Linked DNA regions of Mus musculus: all the other regions are linked to region 2. A link is a loop called in an ENCODE intact Hi-C map of the cell type or tissue named here. Cell type or tissue: left cerebral cortex. All regions are shown on one strand.

Region 1 (8,000 bases), 130 kb after region 2:
ATGCAATAGGCCAAATATCAATATTCTGCAATAACCAAATTAGTTGCTGTTTGGAACAAGGAACAGACACTTTGTCAGGCTTTTAAGACATAATTTTTTGTTATAGTTTTTCTAAAATATACGAATTTATCTTACAATTCTTAATTAGCACCACAGCAGCCTTAATAGGATGTCAAAACTTTGCTTTGAGGTGAACGCCACTTTGGCCTCCCCTGCCGCAGGTTCACTATCCAGGCCGAAGAGGCTGAAGTGGCAGGCCAGAAAGCCCGAGCAGAGAGGGCAGAGCACCCTGAGCCCCAACAGGAAAAATACGGCCATCCCCAGCGGGGACAGGCGGAAGCCCATGGGGGCCATGGTGCACACAACCAGAGCTAAGGCCGTTTCAGGCCCGCCGCTGAGTACTTTACAAAGGCGCCCACTTCTTGGCTTCCTCCCGTGCCATCACTGCTCAGGGAAAGCTGCATACCCCACAGCCCTGCCCCACAGCAGCCAGCAGCCAGCTGACCGGCCCTCCCTGTAGGCTAACGGTTGGCCAGGAGGTGAAGAAAAATGATTTTACATTAACGTTTTCTCTTGCCAAAGAATTGCTGTGGGCACACTTAATAACCATAATTAAAATAAGCAGCTAATATTTAATTATCATTGATTGTAATTGATAGCAATTATAAAAGCTTCCTTTATTTTCTGGAAAGCCTTTTGTTCTTTACCAGTTAATTTGTGACTCTCAAGATAACATCCGACAAAGGTTTAAGTCACTTTAAGACCTTAAGGTGAGACCTTAGCTAATTAACATCTCTTGGAAGCTTTTGAAAATAAAATTTTGAAATAAATCAATTTTTTGTTCTAGATTTTCTGTACCACAACTTTATAGTATAACTAAAACCCCAAATGTTATAAAGATATTGCCTCTGAATCTTTTCTGAAGCAACAACTACTCCCTAGAACTTAAAATCTCATTGTGTGAGAGCAAAAATTTGAAGTAAACTTCCCTTGAGAGGCATTAGCTAATAAAATACTTTCCACTTAGGAAACAATATATACTGAAAAAATTCAAACTCTTAGCTTCTTGTATTGAAGCAGAGACAATAAAAAATTTTCTTACATAACATAAAGCTGTATTAGCCATACCTAGAGGCAAAATTTTCCAGTGATTACCAGTTCACTAGAAGCAAACACTTTACAATTATCAGGATGCAAAGGAAAAAACAAACCTTTAAATCTATAATAACTTTACATGAAGTAGGCAAGCCGGATTATAATGCCTTTATAAGTTCTACAGCCTGACTGACCTTTTATGAATTCTGAATTTAAACTTTATTTAGAACAACATCTGGATACATCTGCAACAGTGTTTTTTGCTAAAAGAAAATTCCCCTGGAGGCAGGGAGAGGCAAGTTTCAAGAACTTCCTTAGGCACTGTTTGCAAAACAAAAGAAAGTCTCACAAGCCCCACAGAGGCTGATCTGAGCTTTGTTCCTCTTGCTGTGAGGACAGATTATAGAACTTTTAAGTTTCTTTTGCAATATTAGACTATAACTACAACTTTGGGAAAACAAAACCCAATTTCAAAACAATTTATCATCTTTAGAATCAATATTAGAAACATTACTATCATGTTACGAAGTTTAGCTGCTAATTTACACCTATGACTACATGACAGTGCAAATTTTAATGCTTCATTAAAGAGACATTGTTTTAAATCTTATCTCTAAGTCTACCTTTTAGGATAAGAATCACATTAAATATTATCTCAACTAGAAGTATCCTTAGAGGCCTAGTTTTTTGTCCTGCTTTATGCCACGTGTTTGAAAGACTCCAAACCTTAGTTACCAATTTAAAGCTGTCTTGCTACCAATGTTACACCTTTTAAATCATACCCAATAACTTATAAGCTAATATTCTATGATGAAGACACGCAGAGTATATTATACCTTTAAGACCAGTAAAAACCCAAACTAAGTGGCTACAGGAATCCTATAAATTTAGACCAATCAAAGAATTTTACTTTCTCTAGCTATAATTATAAGATAAAAAAGCATTTTGTCATTTGCTAAACACAATAATCACGATTACAGAGAATTTTCTAGGAAAAAACCATCAGTTTATTTGCCTTAGAACCAAGAGGTTGCAGACTACTTTTCTTTAAAAACAGTTTTTCCAACAGTGGCTCCCCTGCTGTGCTTAATTCTTGGCTAAAGTGTGGGCCACTCTTGGGCTTTGCTGAACCAGCAGATAAAGTCTTAGCCATTTTTATTTTCCAACATGAAACACAGAACATTCAGTCATTCAGACAATGAAACAAAACACACATGAATTGACACATGAACGGATTGGTGCACCAGACATTAGACAACACAAAGAGGGCAGAGAACTTCTGCTGTAGGGGCCAGAGAGAATAACACAGGGCGTTCCCCAATTTCTCTCTGTCTCTGGGAGAGTTTCAAAATCCATTTTCTACTATTTTATTTAATTTTACTATTTTAAACCCTATTCCTCTCACCTGAAGCAGCTCTTGAAAGCTGCAGACAACCACCTGTTTGGGAGTTTCTAGTTCCAGATTTCGCTGTCAAACCTAAGTGGAACCAGCGCTGGGTCAGCACTGTTCCAACTTAGTCCATATCCTATCGCACCTCCAGCAACACTTTAAAAAATGACGTTTAAAACCAGTGCTAGTATAAATACCTGTTGCTCACTGTGCCCGATATGATCTTCTTATTCTTTCCTTCTTGTGGAGCTCCACACAAGACAGCGATCCCTCAGTGTTTTCCTGCTGTTTCCAGGTCCCTGTTTCTGGCACCAATCTGTAGTAAGCCAGCCCGCAGCCGGGTATTTCTGGACGGTAGGCTGGCATTGAAAGAGACTTAGACTGCAAGAAAAGAATGATGAAGCCAAGACAAATTTTCTCTGATCAAGGCCTACGAGTTTACTAAGAGACTGTGCTTAGAAGGGGGGGAAGGCCCATCTCCCCCACCCCCCACCAGTCCATTCTTGGTGCTTTGAGCCAGCCTGTAGGTGACATGCAGGATAGGATGTGTCTCTGGAATGTCTCAAGGGTCTCTCTGCAGGTAGCAGAGTCTTGGAGAAGAGCAGTGATAGTTGACGTAACAATATAGCCATCTAAGTCAGAAGGCTACACCCCAGGTGATCTCATATTCAGTGGCAGCAAAGTCTGAATCAGCCCGCTTCAAGGCTGGGGTAGGCTACATATAGGTGGTTTATGATCCTCAAGAAGCCTCCGATTCCATCTTTACCTAAATTCAAGGGCTTGCTGAGTATTCTTAAAGATTTGGAAATGATGACTGTCAGGTTCCAAAAGAAAGTTGGAACAAATGGCTATTACCATACCAGAGTGGATGCTGGCATCTGGGTTTACTCAGTAGCAGTGGCTCCTCTCTGCACTTTCCACTCCCAGTCTACCCTAAACTCCCCCAGCCCAGGGGTTTCTCTTCCTTTACTCCAGCTTTTGATCCTATAAAACCCTGCTGGTTTTGGCCATGCTCTTCCACATGTTTCTTCTTTTTCCTTTGGCTCCTCTCCTTGTTCCTTTGTCTGCTCTTGGTTCTCTTAGTCCTCACCTCCTGGCTTTTGGTGTCTTCTCTTGCTCTCTCACCCCCACCCCCACCCATTTCCGGATTCCTCTGCCTCTATTCTCCCTCATATGTCCAATACAAACCTTCTCAACCATATCTTGAAGTGTGCAACTCCTCTTTTTATTCAACAACATTATATGAAGCAAGAGACCCACTGCCATCTTGTGGCATGCACTGCAAATTCAGGGATAGTAGTGAAGGAAATAAAGTCTTGTTGGTTTGCAAATAGGGTGACAGAGTCCAGGATCCTTGAAAATTCACCCTGGAGCTGAGGAATACCTTGAGCTCCTGATTCTCCTGTTTTCACAGCCCAACTGGACAGGTTCTTTCTTTCTTTCCTTCTTTCTCTCTCTCTCTCTCTCTCTCTCTCTCTCTTTCTTTCTTTCTTTCTTTCTTTCTTTTTTTCTTTTTCCCCTTTTTTGTTTTGTTTTTTGAGACAGGGTTTCTCTGTGTAGCCCTGACTGTCCTGGATCTCACTTTGTAGACCAGTCTGGCCTCGATCTCAGAAATCCACCTGCCTCTGCCTCCTGAGTGATATGGGTTTTTTTCTATGTGTGTGTTTAGTTTATGGTTGTTGTTGTTACTATTATTAATAATAATTATTATTTTAGTTCTTTATTTTCTAAAAATTAAGTAGAAATTTAATTTATGCACAGGTTGTGGGATAATGCTTTTATTTTGTTTAAACATTCTTTCATTTTTATTTATTTTGTGTGTGTTTGCAGGTAGAGGAGCTCTGGGGATAGCTTCAATGCCTCTGGTGCCACACACTTATTTTGAGACAGATTTTTCTCACTGGCTTAGAACTCACCAATGAGGCTAGGCTGGCTGGTTAGTGAGTCTGGGGACCTACCTGTCTCTACCTTTTCAGAGCTGGGATTGCAAGCACTGGGGGCCATGCCAAGCTTCTATTGTTATTAGCACATCTAGCTTTAAAAAATGGGTTTTTACATCAAACTCAAATTCTTGTACTTTCAAAAAAAAAAAACAAAACACTTTACTGACTGAGCTATCTCAATGAGTTTCAAAGTGGCCCTGTTTATGGGAAATTATTTAAGCAGATAAATGAAAACAACTTTCTTTCTTAAAAAAAAGTTAAGTGTTTAGTTGCATATACATATGTATGTGTAGTACATGTATGTGTAATGTCCATACAGGCCAGAAGAGAGCATCCGATGCCCTGGAACTGCAACTACAGATGGTTGTGAGCTGCCACATGGGTGCTGCGAGTTGAACCCAGGTCCTTTGCAAGAGAGACAAATGCTCTTAACCATGGAACCTCCACAGAACAAATGCACTGAATATTTGGGAACTATTAGTGACTATAATTTTGATAATTTTTTAAGAAGTGAGGGTAGGTTTCTGCTTTACCAATCAGAAAATACAATGTCATTGGAGGGAGACAGGGCTCATGAAATGCACCTGAGAACATTGTGGAAATAACAGTGCTGGACTGACGGTATTCTTTACAGCATTGAGCTGTGGGGTGGAACTCATATCACTAATTCCCACTACTTTTATTGAAGTAGCACACATTTGTATGCAGGGCTTTATTTTTGTCTACAGCACTCTTAACTTAGTTACCAGTGTTTAGTGATGTAGCCTCTACATACCGTGTTTCTTCCACAGTGCTGGAGATGAGAATTCAGGGCCTTGAGTACACTATGCAAAGCTCCATGCCTACACTGCATTCCAGCTCTTTGCTGCCCTTTGAAAAATCAACTTTGTTACACATTACTTCCTCACTTGTTTCCCTCTTTTTCTTTCTTTCTTTCTTTCTTTCTTTCTTTCTTTCTTTCTTTCTTTCTTTCTTTCTTTCTTTCTTTGTTTTTTCTTTTTAAAACAGTGTCTTACAGTGTTGTCCAGGCTGTCCTGGAACCCACAACCTTCCTGTCTTTGCTTTGGTGATAACTGAGATCACAGGGTAGACTAGCAGGCCTGGCTTCTTTATTGTTTTATTTTCTAATTATGAAGAAATGAAGAGTCTGTTGTTACCTGCCTCTAGTTGCATTTCTTCCTGCCTTACATTTGTGGCTTTGACTCAGGACTCACCATCACCAACAAGTTTGCAGTAAGTGCTCTTTCCCTGGGAGCTGTACTTTCTGTCCCCACAATAAAGGCCATCCTGGGGCCCCCTTTTCAGAGACCCAGTAACCTGTGCTTCTGGCAGGAAATATTGGTGTCCTTTCCGAGATCATACAGCCCCAGGTGTCCTTTCGTCTTCTGGGACAACTTTCTGCCCTGTATGCTGAAGATTTCCTGTCCTTCTATGCTGCATCTCTTCAGAAGCCTCCTCAGTTGCCCTAGCCAGGCAGCCCTGATTTTTCTTCCATGGCTGTTTCCCTAAATTTCTGCCATTGTGATTACTGAGTAATTAATTAAGGCAATGTACATCATGTAGAATTCCCCGTTCTTTCATCTTCCAAACCAGAAACAGAAGAGCTAGCACTAACATCTGAAACCAAACTTGTGGTCTTGCACACTTGGCAAAGATCTGCACCTCATATCCCACTTTCCAAGCCAATTGAACACAGGCAGTAACCCTAGAAGTCACCTGCTGCAGAAGAAAGTACCTTAGTACCACATGACACAATACTTACACCCCACTCCATGTCCTGTGCTCTGAAGGTCCCCAGGAGGCCCCTAGAGATAGGCTTGGTATTACAGCCCTTTTTGTTTTTTTCCCTCCTTCTCTCACTTTCCTATGACTTTGTGGTGGCATTTCCTGAAATCACCTTTCAAATCTGTTGATTTACTCCATGTTCAATGTCTTGTTCTGACAGAATCTAAGTTAAGAAACTAATTGGTGGTCAGGAGGCTGAGGTAGGAAGTGTGAAGCCAGTCTGGGATATGAAGTGAGTTCAAACTCCAGAGTGGCTACATAGTGAGACCCTATCTAAAAAGCCAGCCCCCAAAGAAAAAAGAAAGAGGAGAAAAGAGAAGAGAAGAGAAGAGAAGAGGAGAGAAGAAAAGAAGAGAAGAGAAGAGAAGAGAAGAGAAGAGAAGAGAAGAGAAGAGAAGAGAAGAGAAGAGAAGAGAAGAGAAGAAGAGAAAAGAAAAAGAGAGCAACTCGTGGCCAGATACAGTGGTGTCTGCATCTCACGAGACACTGGATGACAGGGTTCTGGATGCCCTCATCCATATTGGGACTAGCACTTCTGAGCATGCACTCTTACCTGTGACACGGTGACAAATGCTTGGTCTGACTGATTCAGATGGGTCAGGTGTCGTGGTATATGCCTGCAATCCAAGCTCTTAGGACAGCAGCTGCCAAAATGTGGGTCGTGACCCCTTGGGGGGGTGTTGATGAATGACCCTTTCACAGGGGTTGCACATCAAATAACCTGAATACTAGGTATTCATATTACAATTATATTATGAAAGAAAAAGAGGGATATAGTAATATTATAAGAAACTAGATATATTGGATGGATTGCTAAATTTATTCTTAAAATACTGTATAGTCATAATTTTACATTGGTAGAAATCTTTATATTTGACGCAAAATTGATGTTATTCTTTCTTTCTTTCTTTCTTTCTTTCTTTCTTTCTTTCTTTCTTTTTTTTTTAATGAGTACACTGTAGCTTTCTTCAGACACACCAGAAGAGGGCATCAGATCCCATTACAGATGGTTGTGAGTCACCATGTGGTTGCTGGAAATTAAACTCAGGATCTTTAGAAGAGCAGTCTTTTTGTTTGTTTGTTTGTTTGTTTGTTTTTGTTTTTGTTTTTTTTTTCCGAGACAGGGTTTCTCTGTGTAGCCCTGGCTGTCCTGGAACTCACTCTGTAGACCAGGCTGTCCTTAAACTCAGAAATCTGCCTGCCTCTGCCTCCCAAGTGCTGGGATTAAAGGCATGTGCCGCCACCACCCAGCCTCAGTCAGTGCTCTTAACCACTGAGCCATCTTTCTAGCCCAATGATATAATTTCTTACATTTGTACAGAATTTATGTATTGATATAGGCTTAAGTTTTTGGTATAAATCTTTATATATTGATACAAACTTTAAAATTAATTTTGTTACTTTTAGATAGGCATTGTGCCTATATGACTCATTTAAGAATACAAGGCTTAGACCCAGTCCTTCTCATAGCTGCTGTTGCAAACTCTTCAGGATGATTAATACAAGTTAAGGGCCAGATAAACTCATGGTTATATTAGAGTCTGATTTAATTATAATAAAGTGTTCTCAGTATTATTCAAATAGAAATAGCTAAGAGTAGTCAGTGTTTAGCAGTTCAGATATACTATATATAAATAGTCTTCAAAAGCATCAGAAATCCATAGGATATGACATTTAAAGTAATTTCATTATTAATAGATTTTAAAAAAAGATTTATTTTATTTATATGAGTACACTGTAGCTGTCTTCAGATACATTAGAAGAGGGGACCAAATTCCAGTACAGAT
Region 2 (8,000 bases):
CAGCAGTCTTTTTGTCTCAGGACAGCATTATAGGCATGTATCATCATGCCCAGTGTAGTCTGAGTGATTGTTACTGTTTTGGACCATTCAAATCCCTGTTTTCATTTGTAAAGTATTACCAACAGTTAACAAATATTAATATAAGAAATCATTTGCCTAACCCTAATATTTACCACAAGGGGGAGTACATGAACTGGTTATTTGGTTTTTATGATACCAATATAAAGTCAATGACATTAAACTATATATATTAAAATACTTTTTAACAAATTATATTCATTACTAGTAACTATAATTATATAAGATAAGACTTTAGGAAGTATAAGTAAACTTGTAGACTGTGACAGGTAAAAAAAAATGAATTATAGATAGTATGTCAAAGCATAAAGAGCCAGGTTTAGTGACAAATGTATTTAATCCCAGCACCTGGGAGGTGCAAGCAGGAGGAACAGGAGTTCAAGATCACTTTGGGCTACACCTGTAAGCTCAAAGTCAGCCTAACCTACATGGGCTATATCCCTGCCAATAAAACCAAACATGGAGGTGTGTGTGATTCCCAGAGTTCTCACATTCTATCTAACACTGATTAAAGGCAACTACTGTCCAACTTTTCCTAAGAATCGCTATGTAATAGTTTATTCTGAAAATGAGAAATTTCTCTCTCTTCTAGGTTTGGCAAAGTCTCATAAAAAAAAAAAAATCCTAGATTTTGCCAGTAACACCTTGCAAGGCACCTGACCCTTCTAAATCTATGTAGATAACTACTAGTTTCTTTTTACTTCATTTTCACTTCTTATTTGGGTTCTTGAGATAATTCCTCATGAGTTTCTGTTATTGGCTTGAGACGGTCTCATTGTAGTTCAGGCTAGCTTTAAACTCTTGAATTTGTTATGTAATTAAGGATTTTCTTAAAGTCATGATTCTCTGGCTTTCACAAAAATTTACATAGCTACAGATCTTGATCCAACAAAATTAATTTCCCCCAAATTCATTTTCATTGGCTTTTTCCCACTTCTTCTGAATTAGGGCCTTACTTTGTGGCTCAGCTAGCCTTGAACTTCAAGCCTCTTGTTCTGTACTGAGATTACTACAATGCCTACCTACCTCAATTTTACTGCAGGCATCCAGGTCCAGAAATGACTAACTCATGCTGAAATGTGAATTTATTGAGCAGAATGAAGAAGTACTAATAGGAGAAGTGCTATTATTCTCTATTAGGTATTTTCAGCAGCTGATATAGGGTCTAATGCAAATACTTCATAGAAGCATAATAAAGGAAAGAAATTGCAAATTTATATCAAAGCTACTATCAGGCAATTAGTAAATCTTACAAATAAATATACTAGATTAAAAACAAATTTAATAGAAAAATCTTCAGACTGATTACATACTTACTTTCTATCTGTAAGACAACCTTTCTTCTTGTTTCAGGCCTACTTTCTCCCTATTAGATCACATAAATATTATTTTTAAAGAATCAGGTATCCTCAGGGTTTTACATTACAGTGGAAGTGGGATGGTCGTTGGATTAAATGCAAGAAGAAAAAGGAAAGCTGTTTCAAAGCATGCCTTCTGATATGTTGAGGATTTGAACTCTGGAAATGAGTCTGTTGCCTTCTCCACAGCAGGAGACTAAAAAGGCTGGTATTCAAGTCTTTACCTTGCATAGTTCAGAAGGAAACTGGACTTTCACCAAGAAAGGGAACATGGGACGAAGAGAATATAGTGAAATTTTTGTATTGTATGGAAAAGAATTGAGGGAAGGATTGAGATAAGGACAGGGTAATTTCCTATGTATCCTGAAGAAATAGTATGTGACCACATTTGTAAGGATAAAGACTGTGAGTACTCTCCGAATTCCGTGTCTAGACATGGGTCAGTTAACCCTGAGGTTCTGGAAATTCATGGATTCTGTAACATTCGATGAAACTGAAACCAAAACAAAAGAGAGATCCATTCTTCAATATAGGCTAAAGACAAAGGTTTGTTGTTGTTGCAGTTATTTAAGTGAACAAGTCATTTACAAAAAGACAATAGAAGGAGATCTGGAAATTAGATACCCAAGGAAAGGGGAGTAATGCTACGAAGCACTGACTTCAGGATACACGCAGCAGCTGTAAATGCCTGAGCAGGAACTATGTATGACTGTTTCCTTCAACATTATCCTTTTGAGGCAGGAAAGAGATGTGCTCCTGAGGCCCTAACCCTCCCTGATGAGCTATTAGCAGGGGAGGGGTATTGACTTGTTCAGTAGTACAGATACTGGTAAGTTGCCCATGCACCAGTAAGGAATCCCTACTGTGTTCACATAACTTAACTTTGCCTGAAACAAAGATAGAGAGGGGAAGAGTCATGAAAAGAAGGGCTCAGCAAGAGCAGAAGAGAGGGTAGTGAGGGGGCGAGTATGATCAATAAGATTGCATTACTCTTATGCTCATACGCGCACACACACACTCCCTCTCTTCCTAGACTGGAATGGGCTGACTCTGTCAGAAGGCAGACTCAAAACAGAATGTGAGGACCAGTTCCAGAAAAAACAAAACCATCCCCGCAAACCAAGCATGGCTGTGAATTACAATTAACTGCTGCCATGAGTCGATGCATTCAGCTCAACATTCAACACAACCTAAATATGACTGCACCACAAAGAAACAGTTGTACAACTGTGGGCTTTATATTACAATTACAAGAGCTGTCCATGAATTCTCTCACATGAACAGGGGAACAGATGCAAAAAACCAGTAATTTTCTGAAAGTAACCTATTTTTCTAGTAATGATGTTCTGCAGAGTCCTCTGTGTGTGTGTGTGTGTGTGTGTGTGTGTGTGTGTGTGTGTACATGCATGAAATACAGAAACAAAGATACAAAGAGATGGAGAGGGAGAGGGAGAGGGAGAGGGAGAGGGAGAGGGAGAGGGAGAGGGAGAGGGAGAGGGAGAGGGAGAGGGAGAGGATCTAATTTTACAAACTAAAATCATCCTGGTAGAACGTACTTAACTTTACAAGCTAAAATGAGCTCAGAATATGCCTTGGCTATGATAGCACCAGGGACTGTTGTCATATTTATGATTCGAGCTCCACTCACAGGCCTCCGTGCAATGCAGTTTCTTGCTCAGCACAAGCAAGAGGAGAGAGTTCTTACACTTCTGCTGGAACATACACAAGTGACTCAACATCTCTGCTCCTCTGCACCAGATCTGCAAATGACACCAAAAGCACTGTTCAAATGGGGTCACAAAAGCAGCGCACTCATGGAGAAGTCACTAAAGTGCTGCACTCATAGGAACTACAAAAGCTCTACACTCATGAGATATCATAATAGCACTGCACTCACAGTAGGTAACAAAAACAGTGCACTCATGGGGCTACAAAGTCACTACTACACTCACAGAGTGTCACCAAAGGCCCGCACTCATGGGGGGCGGGGTCAGGTCATAAAAGCACTGCTCTCATGAGCCTTACAACTAAATTTGACAAAAAGCAAAGAGGACCATTTGCTACACAGATGATCCAGGTTGGAAAGATACTAATACCAAAAACAGCCAGGTAGTTCAGAATCAGAAAGAAACACTGTGCTTTCTCACATAGGGTAGCTCTTAGATTTTAATCTCTACACTCTGAGCAACTGAATGGGAGAATAAAAGCTGCCAAAGCAGGAAAGCAGTCCATGGTACAGGGAAAAGAATTTTAAGAAGGCAGCCAAGAAGAAAAGAGAACATGTGATATTAAAGGGCACATTGAGGAAAAAAAAAGGCAGGAGGAGCTTGGGCAAAAATCAATCAGGAGGAAGAAAGTAGGTAGGAAAATGTCACAAAGGAGCCTGATATTTTGTAAACTGATTTTTAAAATAAATTAAAAAAAACATGCTAATAATGCAGTCCAGGCCATTGGGATAGAAAAAAAAAAAAAAGACACACAGATGACTATACAGGACTAAGCAGCACAGTGTACACAACATGGCGCTTTGCCAGCTTAACTGTGATAATAAGAGAAACCATTCTCAAGAGAGATTTGCTCACAACCATAACCAAGTTACTTTTCAAGAATACTCTCCATAATTACTAAAAAGACGGAAATCTTTCTTTAAAACACAGGATAGAGGATCAAGACTCAAACCAATGTTTAATGTAAAAAAACAGAATTTCTCCTTAGCATGAAACATGACGTCTGCAGAATGTTTGATCTCACCAGGAACAAAGAGTTGGGGCAAGACCATTCTAAAGAAGTCCTTACAGAGTCTGAAGAAACATAAAATTCTATGCTAATAAATGCTTATAAAACCATAAATAAACAAAAACAGTAACAATAACATACAACTACTGAATATTGCCTAATAGAGGTTTTTAAAGACTAGACTGTGGCAGTTTACACCATGTTACCATTGAAAAACTCACTGAGTTAAAGACTTAAAAATGGGTAAACTTGAGGCTGGAGAGAGAGCCTCTATAAGAGCACTGGCTGTTCTTCAAACTCACTTCCCAGTCCGCGCATGGCTACTCACAACCCTTTGTAATTCCAGTTCAATGGGATCCTTCTGGCCTCAAAAGGACCAGGCACACGCAAGTTTCACCGACATTCACACAAGCAAAATACTCACACATACAGAATAAAAATAAAGAGGAAAACAGTAAGATCTCCAGTACATAAGCCATTCCTGATTAAAACAAGAGGAAATGAGAGAAAGCACGCGGGGAAATACGTGAACATTTTCTGAGGGCAAAGGAAATGTAAGCACTCTAAATAAGGATCATTTACCATCCTGCAACAAGGCATGCAGACCAAACAGGATGGTAGTGCACACTATAACTAACCAGCAGCCCCTCAGGACAAGCTGCCAATGAGTCCCCTGCTTGTGGCCTGCTCCACCTTTAAGAGTGCACGCTGTAGAAACCACCACAGTGGCAGTGTTCTCAGCACTGGAATGATTATGGGACTCTCCTTAGTCACTTCTGATAATGAAAGAATTAGTCAAGAGGCTAGGAAAATAAAGTATTTAAGTTGGATAACTATATGTATGTATTACTGCTCTTACTAGAACTATAGTTTCTATATTACAGGTTCTATTTGGAAAATAGGAATAAATCCCCAAGCCAAAAAGAAACGGTATTAATGAGGAACCACCTTCACCTGAATCAGCAGCTGTAAGAATGAAGTAACGGTAATGGTTTGGTATTTAGTTCATTACTATAAGGTAAAAGATTTGGGCCCCATAATTCTGTGTGTTTGCCCAGCTCACTCTTTCTGGCATCTTCCCTCACCACCACCATGGTGTGAATGACTGTTCTGGCGGATGCTCTCAAGAGCATCAACAATGCTGAGAAGAGAGGCAAACGCCAGGTCCTCATCAGGCGTGTTCTAAAGTCATCGTTCAGTTCTTAACCGTGATGATGAAGCATGGGCACATTGGTGAATTCTAGATCATTGATGATCACAGAGCTGGGAAGATTGTTGTGAACCTCACAGGAAGGTTGAACAAGTGTGGAATTATAAGCCCCAGATTTGATATTCAACTCAAAGACCTAGAGAAATGGCAGAACAACCTGCTCCTATCACTGCAGTTTGGCTTCATCGTGCTGACAACCTTGGCTGGCATCATGGACCATGAAGAGGCAAGATGAAAACATACAGGAGGGAAAATCCTGGGATTCTTTTTTTAAATGTAAATCATAAATAAAAAGCCTTCGTGGACTGTGAAAAAAAAAAGATTTGGGAAGCTTATTTTTTCTTCTCTTCAACTTCTCTCTACACAGGAACAAAGACAGTGCTGAGAGTCCTTTGTAAAAATCCTGAGCTCTGGGAAGACAGTTAGGTGAGCAGAACATAATTTATTTTGACTTTAAAACCAAAGGTGATGTTCTAATGCAACATATTAGGACTTGAAGCAACCTAACTCTTCAAGTGTGGAGCAAAATTAAATTTATGGATAACTGCTTCAAGTATACCTTAACTTTCCGAAGAAAACTCTTAACTGCCCCTCTCTGAACAAGAATGCTCTAATTCTCGCCTATCCTCTATACTCATTTCTGAATGAGACAAGAACCCCCATTCCTTCATTGGGGACCTTGTGCTCCGTCCAATGGATGATTGTGAGCATCCACTTCTGTATTAGCCAGGCCCTGGCAGAGCCCCTTAGGAGACAGCTATCAGGCTCCTGTTAGCAAGCTCTTGTTGGCATCTGCCATAGTATCTGGGTTTGGTGGTTGTTTATAGGATGGATCCCCAAGTGGGGCAGTCGCTAGATGGTCATTCCTTCAGCTTCTGCTCTGAACTTTGTCTCTGTAACTCCTTCCATGAGTCCCCAATGTAGGCTACAGAAAGTAAGTAACCAAGGAGATGAAGGGGTCTGAAGCCATAGAAGGAACATCAATATGAACTAACCAGTACCCCCCCCCCCCCCAGAGCTCCTTGGAACTAAACCACCAATCAAAGAAAACACATGGTGGAACTTGTGGCTCTAGCTGTATATGTAGCAGAGGATGGCCTAGTCGGTCATCAATGGGAGGAAAGGCCCTAGGTCCTGTAAAGTTTCTATGCCCCAGTATAGGGGAATGACAGGACCAGGAATGGGAATGGGTGGTTGGGAAGCAGGGTTGGGGGAGGGGATAGGGGATTTTCAGAGGGGAAGCTAGGAAAGAGGGTAACATTAGAAATGTAAATTAAAAAATCTAATAAAAAATGAAAAAAAAATGGGGAACAGATCTACACAGAAAAGAAAGGAAGAAAGGAAGGAAGAAAAGAAAAGAAAAGAAAAGAAGAGAAGAGAAGAGAAGAGAAGAGAAAAGAAACCCCCAAGTGGCATCTTATTTCTTAACTGCATATTACCAAGCCAGAGATGCCCTACTCTCCCAGCTTCTGCCTGAATCCCTGTAACAAGACTGTAGCAAGCACATGCTGAGGAAAAGGCTTCTGTAAATGTGGTCATTGCATAGGCAAGAACCACACCTGACTCACAAACTCAGAGAATTACAAGCTTTCTGTAGGCAGTCCTTCAGGTCCCAGTGACTTGTTCACTTGCCCTCGCTCTGATTTAACACATGGAATACAAATCAATATAAGGTGGTATAGTGTGAGAATAAGGCTTCTAGGGCAGCTTAATAGATTAAAACTGGGTTGGAGAGATGGCTCAGCAGTTAAGAACACTGACTGCTCTTCCAGAGGTTCTGAGTTCAATTCCCAGCAACCTCAGGGTGGCTCACAACCATGTGTCTGAAGACAGCGACATACACATATATAAAATAAGTAAATCTTTAAACAAAATAGATTAAAACTTAGTTTTGACCACTGCTTCATAGATGTTCTTTCTGTCTTCTTATATCTAAAAATAACTAGAGTTCTAATAAAAAGTAATAACTGTAGTGGTTTGAACAGGTATGGCCCTCATGTGTTTGAATGTTTGGCACAAAGGAAGTGCCACCTATTAGGAGGTATGGCTTTGGAGTAGGGGTGGCTGTGTTGGAGGAAGTGTGTCACAGCCCTAATTAAATGTTTGCCTTTATAAAAGTTGCCTTTGTCAGAGTGTCTTTTTATAGAAATGGAAACCCTAAGACAGAGTTGGTACCAGGTACTTAGGTATTGCTGTGATAAACCTGACCATGTTTTTGTTTGGAGGAGTGTGGATTTGGGATATTGGATAAAGAAAGCAATGGAATGCTCCAAGTGGGGCTTAATGGGCCCATCCTAATAAAATTATGGATGACAGTGGTGCTGAGGATAATTTGAAGTATGGGTGCCTGGTACAAGAGGGTTCACAGAATAATAGTTTTCGTATGTTGCCTAGAGATAATTCTTATGATATTGAGGTGAAGAATATGGCTACATTTTTGCCCTTGTCCAAAGAGTCTGCCTAAAGCCAAGGTAAAAAGATTTATATTGAATGCATTGACAAAGGAAATCTCAAAACAGCCTAGCATAGAATATCGTGCAGTTCACTCTTAAAGAGGGTTTTTGATCAAATGTACAAAGCTGACAAAGGAAAAATTCAAAATGTATGATTCAAGAATT
Region 3 (8,000 bases), 730 kb after region 2:
TAGGATATATTTTTCTTTCTGTTCCATTCTGTCTTTTAAAATGCATGAGATAATATTCAGTGCAGTGTGGACAACCAGCACCAATAAAGTCAAGGCATGCATAGAACAAGAAAGCATGACTTACAAGAAAAAAATATTTACAGAAACTCTCTCTGGAGTACCACATGCCCTGGATTGACTAGACAAATAAATGTATTTTTTATCTATGCATGTTGTGGTGCTTCAAATAAAAATGGCCCCCATATGTCCATAGGGAGTGGCACTATTCAGTTTGGTCTTGTTGAATTAGGCATGGACTTGTTGGAGGGAGCGCATCACTAGGAAGTAGGATTTGAGGTCTCGCAAGCTCTAACCAAGCCTAGTGGTTCACAGTTCTCTTCCTGCTACCTGTGGATCAAGATGTAGAATTCCCAGCTCCCCTTCCAGCATCACATCTGCCTGCATGTCACTATGCTTTCCACCATGAGGATAATAGACTAAACCTCTGAACTGCATTAGCCAGCCCAGTTAAATATTTTCTTTTATAAGAGTTGCTGTGGTCATGTGTCTCTTCACATCAATAAAACCCAAACTAAGACACATGATAACTATAAAACAGTAGTTATGAATCCATGTTAACGGATGTGTACAAGTCTGTAAAATGTGTCAATAATATAAAGGGGAATGAATAGATGTATATGAAAATGTGCTTTAACTTGATATATGCTATCAGAAAACAAACCTTGGGCATAGGACACATGCTAAGAGAATTTCTGACATGGTTCTAAGCTTTCCTTTCTGAGTATATACCATGCAAGTTAAGTTAGCATTAGTCAAGTTAAGTTTTTTAGGAAGTACTTAAAACCAAGTAGCCAGGGTAATAGAAATGACAGCCAAAGGGAGACTTCCGTTGGGATGAAAAAAATTTTAGGTTTTGTTGGTAATTGCAAAATATTGTGAAAATACTTAACGCAACTGGTTGCACATTTTAAACTTTCATACTGGTAAATTTTAATTGTGTTTTACCATAATAATAAAAAAAAAACCCAAGAAACTAAAATAAAAAAACCCAGCAATATGGGCTTTGCTCACAAACCATTCAAATTGCTGCTGGCTTCAGGGGAACCCAAATCCAGTTCCACAGCACAGATGTTAGGGGAAACTTGTGCCAAGGCATCTATGATTCCTTTCACCACCACATCATTGGAATGTGGAAGTAGGCAGGCATGCAGACTGCAGCAGCAAATGGAGAGCTCACATCTTACACTAAGAGCAGCAAACAGAGAGGGAACTGAAGTGCCATGAGTCTAAACAAAGCCCACCTTCTGTGACATACTGCCTTCACCAAAGCCATACTTCTTGTACTGGCTAGTTTTGTGTCAACTTGACACAGCTGGAGTCATCACAGAGAAAGGATCTTCAGTTGAGAAAATGCCGCCATGAGATCCAACTGTAAGGCATTTTCTCAATTAGTGATCAAGGGGGAAAGGCCCCTTGTGGCTGGGACCATCCCAGGGCTGGTAGTCTTGGTTCTATAAGAGAGCAGGCTGAGCAAGCCAGGGGAAGCAAGCCAGTAATGAACATCCCTCCATGGCCTCTGCATCAGCTCCTGCTTCTTGACCTGTTTGAGTTCCAGTCCTGACTTCCTTGGTGATGAACAGCAGTATGGAAGTGTAAGCTGAATCCCTTTCCTGCCCAACTTGCTTCTTTTTCTGATTTTGTTTTTGTTTTTCGAGACAGGGTTTCTCTGTGTAGCCCTGGCTGCCCTGGAACTCACTCTGTAGACCAGGCTGGCCTCGAACTCAGAAATCTGCCTGCCTCTGCCTCCCAAGTGCTGCCCAAATTGCCTCTTGGTCATGATGTTTATACAGGAATAGAAACCCTGACTAAGACACTTCTTAAGCATGACAAACAGCTTCACCAATTGGAGACTAAATATTCAAACATCTGCATCTATGAGGAATGTTTGCATTCAAATCACCATACTAAGTACTACGGAGAAGGATCCGTCTTAGCCTCTGAGGTATGAGGTCTGCCAGATGGGGAGCTACTAGAATGGATCTATCAGCCCCACTTGTCAGAATATAAGAATATTTTTAAATGGTCTGAGAGTGTTTCTAATTCCTTCAAAAGGCAAAGAATAGCATGTAGACCATCCTTGTTGGACAATGAATCCTTCTAATTGGGGGCTCTAGGGATTTTTATGAGTTGCTCTCCTTGCTTGGTGTAAGACATAAGGGTGGGCTGCACAGGAAAGAGGGGCTGTAAAAACAGAGAGATGTCCCTGTTTGTTAGATGCTGTTCGGTTTATTTTGTTCTCCTAAGACCTAAGATCCCAGCCTGACTCCTGACTTTTAGTGAATAACCTAGATTTTAGTTCATTTCTAATGTTTACAAAGGGTACTTAGTTATGCCTTTTTGTTTTGAAACTTTAAAAAGACTCATTATGTTAAAAGTGGAATAAAATAAAGTTTTGTGGTAAAACAAAAGAGAGAGAAGGAGGGGTAGAGTCAGTACCAGAGAATACTAACTGCTTCGTGTGATGCTCCTGGCTTAAAATACTTATTTACAGTTTTAAAAGAAATTTCTTACCTGAATGAATGTTCTTGTACTTTGTGATTCAGCTATTGACTTCAAATAAAAGTGACGTCTTCAATAAAACAAAACAAGACTTCCAAGCCCCATATTGTACCGGGACACCTGTGTCTGTTCCAGCTGTCCTCATACCAACCACCTGAAGGTGCCAGCCTCAGTTAATCACCAATGTCCCTACTCCAGGTCATTTAGTCATCTCAGAAGTTGAACTTGAGTTTGAACTGGAACATAATTCCGAGGCCTCAAAATTTGTCACAGAATAGTCTCCCAGAGTATGGTCTCAGATGCTGCAAGTTGTAAACTAGGAAGTGATCTACTGTCTCTATTTCTTTGGGCTTCCAGGGGATTCTGACACACTAAAGTTTCTGAACCATTGCACATGGCGCTATGACTTCCCTAAGTCCTGTCAGAATCTGCTTAGCTCTTCTTTCTGAGAGCAAAAAGGTACTCAGAATAGCGATTGTTAAGTACTGACTTTCTGTTTCAAAATGAAACTACTAGCACAGAGAAGCCCATCTGGAGTTGTTGGTGGCCACAATGTTTCAGTGTTTTTAAGTCTGACAGCGAGGCGCCACCGTGTGGAAGAAAGATGACCCTACATTAAAAATAATTCCCGCAGTGATCAGTTGACTTCCCAGTTTTGTTTGTTGTTTGATCTTTATTTACCGCAATAGTTTATACACAGTGGGGAAATGATTTTGTAAAAATGAATAACTAAAGAAGACATTAAAAGTACACAAAACATACAATGTATTCTTAGAGTGTAATTGCGGTTTCATGTTTCCTCACATCTGTCTTCCTTCCCTCTGGGGCCAGTGACAACATGCAGACTAGCAGGACCAGGAGCTGGAGCAGCAATGTGCTGCACAACCGAACAGAAGTGAAATCTGCCTTCCTGGAGACCATCCCCTGTACAAAAATGTTTCCCTCTGCAAATGGCTTCCTTTGTCGGACTGCTGAAAAACAGGTCCATGTGCCAACAGAAGGAAGGAGCACGGGTTCAGAAAATGATTCTGACCCATCGACTTTCACACTGAGCTGTATCTAGTGTTTATTCAAACTATCATTTGTTCCATGTAATTTTCTATTTGTTTCATTTCCATCGTGCATAAAGAACTCAAATTCCAAACGCAATCTGAGGCTATGAATTACGTGGATGTTTAAAGACCTGTCTACACTTGCTTTTGTCTGCTTTGTTCTTTGTGCTTGTGTTTGACATCTTGGTGCCACTTACACAAGCCACAGTTAAGTGATGAAGAGCCAAAACCCTCAAACAATAAGTAAAACAGAAAACCTTTGATGTTGTCTTTTGTTTATTTACTTTATTTTTGTTTTGTTTCAAATCTAATTGAGACAAACCAACAAGAAGAAGAAATCACCTAGGTGCTGTCTGGTCACCCTCTCTGGTCAACATTCCAGAAATAGACATAGATATAAGTGTTATAGCTAAATGTTAAAATCATGTCCAGAAGAATGAGGAACTGAAATTTGGAATAAGGGTTTTCTATTAACTAGTTGTCCAAAAATACATTTTAGAAACTAACGGAAGCGAATGGCAAGTGATCACAATAATAATTATCTAGAGTTTACTGGGCTCTAGTTGTATTCCTCCTCATTATCTCTGAACCATGAACATTCACTACTCCTAAACTTTACATCTTTGGGTGACTAGAAGCTCTCAGTGCTTGTCTAGTCTTTACCACTGTTTGAAATGTTTTTTCTGTAAATTTAACATATTTTTGTTAGTCTTCTACTTCTTCTAGTGCTCAAATGTCTTTAAATTTGAAAGAACACCTAATTCATATTCTTTATACCTTCTGAAAAAAAGTATTTCTTGCTGCAGTAAACCATTGTTAACAATAGTACGTGTTAAAGTCTTACACGCGTTCTCGCGACCGGCCAGGAAGAACGCAACAAACCGGAATCTTCTGCGGCAAAGCTTTATTGCTTACATCTTCAGGAGCCAGAGAGCAAGCGAGAGAATGGCGAAACCCCGTCCCTTTTAAGGAGAATTATCCTCCGCCTAGGACGTATTACTCCCTGATTGGCTGCAGCCCATCGGCCCAGTTGTCATCACGAGAAAGGCAGAACACATGGCGGGAAAACTGCCCCTGCACGTGTGCAGATTATGTTTACCACTTAGAACACAGCTGTCAGCGCCATCTTATAATGGCAAATGTGAGGGCGGCTTCCCACATTAAAGTATAGTAATATTGGTAAGAGACATAGCTCTCCTTTCAAAGGAAGAGAATGGTTTATTCTGGAATCAAATATGAGTGACCGTGCCTCAGGAACATAGATTTAGATTTATTCAAATACCAAGTTCCTACAACGTTGAAATTTCATAAACTTTTTGTAATAGAAGACTACAAAGCTATACATCAAGACACCTTTCAAGTACTGATGGGTACATCAAGTGTGTGGGTTTAGTAAGATAGAGAACTCCTTGTTAAGATAGAGTGTAGTTAGGATACAACACTGTTAGCATTCGTATTGGGAAAAAAAACAAAACCTAGGGTGTTTGTTAGCTTTATACATTCCTAGAGGATTTTTTCATCCATTTATCTGTTAGCTACAGAATGTTGGATCTGACAGAGTGGGGGCAAAGAATTGCTGTTTAGTAGGATAAAGATCACCCAAGATATATTGTAATTAGGCTCTGGACCTGCAACATTTTGCATCTCTGAAGTTTTAATCACTCAATTAGCCTCTGCAGACACAGATTCTTTCCAGGAAATAGCAAAGCTTTATTCAGGACCTGCTCACTAAGCAGACATAACTATGAGGGAGCGAGAGTGTATGTGTGTGGGTTCTACGCCACAGATACATCAGGAAGTGCAAACATATAGCTTTGGAGCGGTTAGGTCTGAGGACCAAATTTATGAAGAGAAAACTGAGAGAGGAGAAGTGAATTACAGGTCAGCTGACCTCAGAGGAGTCTGCTGAAGACTGGACAGTGATCAGACATCACCTACGTGACTGACAGGGTGAGGGGCCAGGTCAGACATGGAATCTGATGGAGTAACAAAGGGAAGGTTTCTGGATATATTTCCATAGCAGGATTTGCTTCTAGAAGTGGATTTTACAAAGAAGTACACAGGAGCACCTAGGACAAGGGTCAGAAATGGACCCAAGGTCTAAGTTTTGTTTCTTCTTATTTAAAAAGGGATGAAGAAAAGATGGTGAGAAAAAGAGGGCAAGCAGGCGCATCTGCTCTTTATTTGTCTGGCCACTTGGAGCAGCAGGTCCATCTGTTGAATATCGCAGTAAAGCAACTCTGTTGGGTGAGGACAGCAGTCAGGCCCTTAATGAAATGAGGTCCTGTGACAACAAAACAACAACAAACACAACGAACACAAAGCCAGGTCTCCAAAGCCTTGAGTCTGACCTCAGGCAGCCAGTGAAACTTCTGGGCTTAAGCTTGCAGCACCCATAGCTGGCTAGTGGGTGAATGGGCTCTGATGCATGTCCTGGAAGGTGTCCAGGCTTTCTCAGTGGCCCACACACCAACAGCACCTTTGTCATCTATATATGCTAAAATTCACACCAGTCTACCTGCTTTGCTAGGCATGATGGCATTCAGGAGGAAGAAGCAGGAGGATTGCCTTGTGTTTAAAGCCAGTCAAGGTTATATAGCAAGATCATTTTTTTTTAGAAAAAAAAAAATCCAAATTGAGACAAATAGACAAAAGAATTGTCTGCCCCAAATTGGCAGGACTTTGGAGAAAGATTGGCTAATTCAAGAGGCCAGAAGCATTTGGAAACATTAATTTAGAGGGCTGGATATTATCTAATATTCACAGTATACAATAAAACTTCCAACAATAAACAAACAAACATAGAACCTACAAACTCACGTGTGCTACAGTTTTCCATGGAAACACTTTTTTTCTCTACAGTTATCTCCATTTCTACCAAAGGTTGCTTTTAGGGCTTCTCATACTTTAGAAAATGTGATGTAATCCAAAGAATGTCAATCAGTCTTAGTCTAAAAACTTTGGATCGATTCTTACATCTGGTGCTTATTATCTGGATAAACTTAAGAATTTACTGAAAAACTTTGATTTAGCTCCTTTGTTTTTCCTTACATTTATTTGTAGGGGCAGAATCTGTGCTTCAGTGGACATGGATCGGTCGGAGGATGGCTTGTGGAGTCATTTCTCCATCTATCACGAAAGCCTTGGTAATGGACTCAGGCCATCTGGAGAGGCAGCAGGCACCTTTACTCTTTGAGTCACTTCACTGCTCCAGTCCCTTTGTTTTTAGAGTGAGACTGAATGCTGATATTACTCACAAAACTTGTGAAAAATCAGGAACCATGTTTTGTATCTGGTGGCTTATGCCTGCAATCCCAGGACACTGAATGCTGAAGCAGGAGGAATTTAGGTTTGAGGCAAGTGGCTACACAGTGAGACCCTTGTGTGAAAAGAAAAATTAGAACAAAATGAAATAATGCCAGCAAATACTTAATTTGGCACATGATATACATTCAAAAATAAAGTGGTGGGTGTGTGAATTTTACTCTAATAAATGCCATAGATATTTCCATTAGAATGCAGATCAGAAGTATATTCATTTATTCATATTTTCATATTTCAAGGCATTCTACAAAGGCTGAGCATTCTACAGCTGCTGAGCAAAATTTCTGATTTTGGACATTGCCATTTTAATAGCAATAACGTAATTCTACATGTGGATAGAGATAGATGCAAATGACTTTACAAACCAAGTCTGCTCTGTGATTCCTAGAAGGCCCCTTGTAGCAGTAATGATGAATCATTTGTTTAGAGAATCAGTAAAATAAACAGAAGCCAATGCTTCCTGCCTCTATTCTACTTTTCCTCCTAGTATATAAGTCAATCAAATGAATAAAGCAGCTGTTCAATACGGTTCAGAAGAAGCAGAAGCCACTCTGGTGGCTGCCTGTAATTCTAGATATTGCGTAGTAAGGAGCAGGAAAGACACCTGAACCTAAGAGTTTGAGGACAACCCGGACAATGTATTAAGACATCCATTTCAAAATGTGTTTTTCTTTTCCCTCATAACCAAACATCAAAAGATTGCTGAAATTCTGCTCCCCTGTGCAAAGTCCCCAGTGGACAACAGTGAAAACCTCATTCTTCGAAGCCAGAGGTAAGCACAGGATTTAGCCTTACAACTTAGCGGTTGCCTTGCCTTGAATGAGCTAGCAGTTGCCCAGGCCAAGGCTTGAACTGGGAGCTAATGCACACTCTCATTTTGTCTCTTTTTGCTTAGTCTAAACTAGGTGATTTATGTTGTTTAAGCAATACAAACAAAGATTTGATAACATTAAAAAATGCAACATTTATAAACATAAGAGACTTTGCTGCACACATTGGGATTGTTTTGTTTGCATATGAGTCCATTAGGGGGCAGAAGTGTTCAGCTGGTTATGCTTAAGTTTT

The links. Peaks named below come from ENCODE experiments on the same cell type or tissue, not always from the same donor. Only the 100,000 strongest peaks of a DNase experiment are listed, where the experiment ranks them.
Region 1: it touches region 2 in a loop (7-fold over the local background); 14 of 42 quality-filtered maps call a loop at or near these places.
Region 3: a loop joins it to region 2, with 8 times the contacts of the local background. A loop is called at or near these places in 2 of 42 quality-filtered maps.

Annotation. Positions count from the first base shown.
Region 1 is chr1:7,006,116-7,014,115 of GRCm38, reverse strand. No RefSeq gene overlaps it. Among named protein-coding and RNA genes, the nearest start is that of Pcmtd1, 79 kb to the left of the region's middle. In left cerebral cortex, a CTCF peak has its summit at 3,762 (motif pointing left); a DNase peak (open chromatin) is centred at 3,757.
Region 2 is chr1:7,133,851-7,141,850 of GRCm38, reverse strand. All of the region lies in intron 2 of Pcmtd1 (protein-L-isoaspartate (D-aspartate) O-methyltransferase domain containing 1), which reads right to left. It also overlaps the pseudogene Gm26983. Among named protein-coding and RNA genes, the nearest start is that of Pcmtd1, 49 kb to the right of the region's middle. In left cerebral cortex, a CTCF peak has its summit at 179 (motif pointing right); DNase peaks (open chromatin) are centred at 2,549, 3,104, 3,619 and 3,953; H3K27ac peaks cover 1,730 bases.
Region 3 is chr1:6,401,663-6,409,662 of GRCm38, reverse strand. No RefSeq gene overlaps it. Among named protein-coding and RNA genes, the nearest start is that of Alkal1, 46 kb to the right of the region's middle. In left cerebral cortex, CTCF peaks have their summits at 3,155 and 7,944 (motif pointing right); DNase peaks (open chromatin) are centred at 3,139 and 7,946.